Linked DNA regions of Mus musculus: region 2 is linked to region 1. A link is a loop called in an ENCODE intact Hi-C map of the cell type or tissue named here. Cell type or tissue: gastrocnemius. All regions are shown on one strand. Each heading gives the region's core, and the rest is flanking DNA. Links, peaks and the distances in the headings are about the cores only.

Region 1 (2,911 bases), core at 252-2,751:
TCCCTGTGACCATTCTGCTATTTAAATGCATTGCTGTGCCATCCGAGGTTGCTCCCATATTAGCTAGCACCCGAGTGTCCTGGTTCTTGTACCGTGTCTCCATTCACTCTTACTGGTTGTGTCAGTGCTGGCAGGAAGGTTGTGGCTTGGTGATGGGATCTTCTGCCTGCTTGTGCCCTGTGAAGTCACTGCTGTACTGCATTCCATAGGCCTGGCATGAGGTTGTTCTGGAACTTTCCTTCACGCTGAGCCTGGAGACTTTCTTCTCCCTTGGCTGTCTCTTCTGCACTGCAGTTAAGGAGCCTCCTGAACGGGTTCTACTTCACACTGTCTTCTATTGTCTGTCTGTTTTCCTGTGTGATTGTCTCAGTTTTACCTTCTCACCTGCCTCCCTTCTCCTCAGCTTCACTCCAGGTTGGCCATCCTTGATGTCTAATGGGTGCTTTAAAACCAAAGTGAACCTGAATTCCAGGCTGAGAGTTCCTTGCCTAGTCCATTAGGCCAAACCTGCTGTATTTTATTTAAACAAGAATTTTAGCTATTCAAATTACAGACTATGAAGTATGCTTAAACTGTCATAATTTCGAAAGCCCTCAGACTATCTGGAGTACCAATCTATTTATTGTTCCTGATTCTCAAAGACTGAGCAATCTTGTTTCACTGCCTTTTATAATTCTAAATTGTATTGTTGATAAATTTAAAACCCAAACCAAAAAAAACTGAATTGAAACCAGGTCATGATGGCTCATTTTTATAATCCCAGCACTCAGGAGGCTAAGGCAGAATTGCTGCGCGTTGAAGTCCAGCTTGGGCAACATACAGTAATGAGTCGTAGTCTAACATGGTTTGCAGTATGAGACCCTATTTCAAATTACTACTTTAATCAAAAGCTTTGAGCAGTTAAGTTGGCCAGCCTGCTGTAATTGTTGGTCCTGAGTGCCAGCAAGAGCATGGGGTTGAGTCAGAAAACCTGGAATAGCTGTGGAGCTTCCGCTCCAGAGAGTCCAGCAGTCAGTGGGGAACAGGGCCCGGCCACTCACCTGACAAGCATTCCACTGTCGTGGTCTCACACCACACGAGTGTTTCTAGTCCCCAGTGCTGGTTCCACTGCAGCCGGTGTCGATACGTGAACTACTAAGTCAGCTCCCAGTCTATGCAGTTGTCTGCCTCCCTGGCTCCCGGCTGTTCTGGGTGCAAGCTGTGATTTAGTTTTTTATCCCACAAAGGCAGAAGCGGTCCATTTTTCCTCTTAATACATAAATAGGTTCCTAAAAAATAAACAAGCTGTAGCACAGTTATGTAATTAGCTTGTGAAACCTTGCGGACATTTTGGTGTCTTTTTAAAAAATGCTTGCTACATAGACACAGCCCCCAGATGGGATAGATTTGCAGACTACCTGTGGTTGTGAGAACAGGACTTGGTTTTGGTCACGTCAGTGTTGCAGTACACACGACTGCCACACGGTGGTGCTGTTGTTCCACAAAGGAAGGCGTGTGTCCTTAGCTCCAGGTCTTACCCCGTGGCTGCGTGGAATGACTTGTCTCCTGAGTTTGTTGCTTGCTTCAGTTACTTCTAACTCCTGGGCTTTATTAGTTCCCGACTCCGTGACTGTGTCAGGCAGTGAGACCTTGTATGTCCGCGCTGCTACAGACTCTGGAAGAGGCACTGTCTCAAGCAGCTGCACAGTGCCAGTTAGCTTCTCGCTTCAGTGCGCTTGGGGTTAAACTTTAGGCTCCATTAAAGTCACTGCCAAGGATTTTCTAATAAGGTACCACCAAAGGTTAATTAATGTTGTCCAAATATTTTTAAAAGTGATGCCAAATCTGTATTTTCCCCAACTCTAAATTATTTTGCTTTTATGTTTCATTGGTAGAATTGAAATTTTTTCTTTACTCTGTATTTGTATATACATGAGCACAGAATATAAAATCAATTTTATATTATTTTGGTTTTATCTCATTTCAAAGTACATATTGAAAAGTTTGTTTTGAAGTATATAATTTTTAAATTTTCTTTATGGTTAAATTGATTTGTGAATGTTTTGGTTCTGTGATTTTTCTTAGACTGAAGTGAAATCAGAAGAGAGCCCAGGGTGGAAGATTCTGCGAGATGATTTCATGATGGGAGCCAGCATGAAGGACTGGGACAAGGAGAGCGAGGGCGAGGAGCCTGCTGGTGGCAGGGCAGAGGCCGCAGCCAGCCGTTGAGCGGCAGACGGGAGCATCCAGCTCCGCTGCAAATGACCCGACGGTTGGGAGCCTGCGCATGGCCATCTGCCAAATGCTAGGACTTCCTGAGAACCTGTGCTCTAGGGTTCCTCAGGTGCAGACTGTATTAAAGCTGTATTTTTAATTCTTACAGAAATTTAACCTGTTTTTCTAAAATATTTGTACAGAGAAATATTTTTTTTCTTGAGCAGTAAACTGCAATTTTCTAGGATCCTTTGCTGTGGACACATGCCCATCATCCATCAGGGTTTCTAAAGTGCGGTCCCATTTATAATTAAAGTGAATTTGATATGAAATCTCTGCTTCCCTGCTCAGATCCATAGATCTGTCTGTCACGGAGGGTGGGTGATTGGTGCCGTTGGTTTGTGTGGCTAAGCCTTTAAGAAAAAGGTACATAAAATTTCAAATTGTTATCTTTTCTATTTTAGTTCTAGAAAACCAGTGAAGCTGTGTGATTTCCTCCACTATTTCTGTGAAACTTGGCTCCAGTTACCAAGTCTGTAAGGGAAGTAGGTATTGAGCGTGACGCGCTCTCATGAGAAGGACCCGTCTCTCTCCATCTTTCCATGAAGGGAGCCCTGCGACCACCCATGGCACACACTTGGATCTGCTCTACACTGAGGCCCAACCCTGCCCCTGGGTTGGAGCAGGAGGTTTATGTTTTCAGGCCAAATCAAGGGCT
Region 2 (2,911 bases), core at 260-2,759, 600 kb after region 1:
CCTACCAGATGGCATCTCTAACTCCAGGGACAGAGATGTTTGTTCTGTAACTGTAGATGAAAGCAACCATAGCTTTCAAGTCATGGAAAGATGAAGGAGCAGTGCTTAGATTCAGAACAGTCTGGCCCTGTCTAACAGTGATTGTGACTCTAGGAAGGGTCAAGTTCCAGGTAAGAAGCCAAGCCTAGCCTGCAGGTAGGACTCCAGTCCCTATTACCTTCCTGTTGTGGCTTTTATAGTGAGTTGGCCCTTGTAAGGAAAGCCTTCTTTTACTGCCTGTCTGGATGGAGTCAGTTAGTTTCTCCTTTTCTATCTGTCTCTTTTAACCAACACAGTGTTTTCAAAGCTATTGGTATTCTGTATGGATTCCATCCCCACAGTTACCTGGCAATAGCCAGGTAGGCCGACTCACTACAAAAGGGGCTGCTTGGCCCCTTCTCCCTCTCCTGCCTCTCGTGTTCTCTTACTTCTGCTTCTCTCTCCCTTGCCTCTTGCCCCATTCCCCTCACCCCTCTCTACACGTGCTCATGGCGGGCCTCTGCTTCTCTACTCCCTGCCTCTCTCTGCCTCTTCTACACTCTTAACTCCTCTCCCCATGCCCTGAATAAGCTCTGTTCTATACAGGGGAAAGGACTGCCTTGGCATGGGCCCGCTGAGACATATCCTTCCCCCACACCCTGCCAGAACATATTGTTATAGCTCTTTATCTTTTTATGATTACAACACAAGCTAGTCTATTTTGTACTGGGATGGGAATTCTGTCTTTGTTAGCAGTGACGGTACTTACTGGTACACGCATACCATGTATCCTGTCCATCCGCGTGGAGATGGCATGGGGGTTGTTTTATCCTTTGCGGTCTGTAAATACCACCGCAGATAGTGATGTAGGAGCCTCTATCTAAGTGCCTGATTTGTTCTTTTTAGGAAGGGGATGTATCCAGAAATTGAAGTTGTGGGTCATTTAATCCCACACTTATTTTCATGTTACTTCCTGCTGCCATCAGCCACGCACAACCATCTCCAGCTTGTAATCATTTCCACTAATCATTGCCCACAGTTTTGCTAACAGCCATGCCAAAGAATGTGAAGTCCTAGCTCATTAAATTAGATCTATCTGTTAACTATTAGAAAAAAGACAAAGACACACACACATACAAAAGAAATTATTATATGGCTGGGTCACCCTGTGTGCAAAAAGCTACGAACATCTGGTGCAAGCCCCAAAGCGGATGGTTATATAAAATATGGTTATATCTGTAAAAATTTAAAGACAGTAATATTTCCCAAACTGGGTGATCCTGAGCTTTAGAACTGCAGTTTAAAACCTGCAGCAAATTCTCGGGACTAAAGTTTATTCTCAGTCATTACAATGGAGGAACCTGACCTAAGGAAAGCATTCCTCAGCAGAATCCAGAGCTGAGCACTCCTTCGTCAGATTTAGGGGCGGGGCGCCAGGCACGGCGCATGCGCACACCCATGCTGGTGCTGCTTGCCTGCGCGCGCGGCCCCGTGACGCTAGGGACGTGGCCGCGCGCCTTGCCATCTCTCCTCCGCCATGGCTGCTGTGCCCAGCGCTGTTCACCTGCCGCGTTGTGTGGTGTCCCCGACCGGGAGACACAGTGCCTCGCTGATCTTCCTGCACGGCTCAGGTGCATTACAGTCTCGTGGTCTCCGACCCGCTCGCTACAGTAGGGGAAGCACCCTCTTCTCGGTCCCCCAGCGCCCAGGGTCGCCCGAGGGCTCCTCTTTCTGTATAGCACTCATCTTCATCCTCTTCCTTCCTTCGCTGGTGTGCTTGACCCGTGCACCCACAGCATGGTCGAACGGCAGTCCTTACCTAACCCCAAGTTCAGTCATAGCACCATATCGGTGTAAGTCTCCAGGCACGTGGATTAACCACTGTTTCAGGGTCGACCAGCAGTGATCTGACATACATACCCCACCACACACCCCTATTGCAGGTCCTAAGCTGTTGTCTGCCTTGCCGGTGTCATAGAGACGTTTTTGGATCATATTTACACTGTGTAAGTGTATGCTTAGCACCACCAGCGGGTTTCCCCTGCGCCTCCCACCTGTCTTTTTTGATGGTCCACCACCCTGGTTTCCCCTATGCCCTCTTGTAAAACCTTCGAGGTAAGTATAAAGTCCGCTTCATTTAGGGAGCACCCTTAGAGGAAAACACAAGAATCACCGACTTAATCCTTGCTCACTGTGCTTGGTTGGCCCGGGGTAAGTTCTCAGGAAAGGAAAAAAAAAAAATTTTTTTTTTTTTTTTAATTTAAGAAATGAGATCCAGGCGGTGTCCTCAAGGGGCCTACCTAAATTTAAAAACAAAAACAATTCAATTAATTTGAGTCAGCAGTGGATAGGAGATCACAAGATGGTGCATGGGCTACTGCCAAGAGAATAGTAAGGAAAGAAAAAAAAATGGGGTTGGACATTGTGAATGAAGGGCTTGTCAGAGCTTTTCAGGAGCACTGCGTTATGCTGAGGCCTGTGTAGGCTTAGGGGACTAGAACACGACGGGATTGGAGTGTTCCCTCCATTTTGAAAAAAAAAAACAAAACAAAAAAAAAACAAAACGGGACTAGAAACGCTTTCTTGCTGTTGCTTAAGGAGTAGTGAGGCTGGGTTTGAATCCAAATGTCTGACTTGGAATTAATATTCTGGGGGGAGGGGGAGGGAAACCCTCAACTATGGTGTATCATTCTAGAAATAGAGTAATAAAAGTTGTGTAAAGGGAAAGGCCTGGCACGAGACTTACACCTTTATAGCTAGCTGCCTAATAATCCAGCACCCAAGAGAATTCAGTGATGAGCATCCAAAATTCCCACATAGTAATTCCTTCTCGTAATTAATTCAGTGTCTTTAGAAAGAACTAGAGTTTGTTCTTTTCCCCCCATCTGGACCA

The links. Hi-C counts contacts between places; a loop is a spot of excess contacts. Peaks named below come from ENCODE experiments on the same cell type or tissue, not always from the same donor. Only the 100,000 strongest peaks of a DNase experiment are listed, where the experiment ranks them.
Region 2: it touches region 1 in a loop (2.5-fold over the local background); 2 of 42 quality-filtered maps call a loop at or near these places.

Annotation. Positions count from the first base shown.
Region 1 is chr1:186,720,700-186,723,610 of GRCm38, reverse strand. Rrp15 (ribosomal RNA processing 15 homolog (S. cerevisiae)) reads left to right here. Exons shown (of 5, transcript NM_026041.2): 5 at 2,065-2,525. The coding sequence ends at 2,208. Among named protein-coding and RNA genes, the nearest start is that of Tgfb2, 16 kb to the right of the region's middle. In gastrocnemius, for the core only: a CTCF peak has its summit at 1,462; DNase peaks (open chromatin) are centred at 1,113, 1,466 and 2,246.
Region 2 is chr1:186,115,895-186,118,805 of GRCm38, reverse strand. It overlaps Lyplal1 (lysophospholipase-like 1), which reads left to right and starts at 1,496. Exons shown (of 5, transcript NM_146106.2): 1 at 1,496-1,649. The coding sequence starts at 1,556. In gastrocnemius, for the core only: no CTCF peak of the experiment used is centred there; a DNase peak (open chromatin) is centred at 1,476; H3K4me3 peaks cover 1,201 bases; H3K27ac peaks cover 1,632 bases.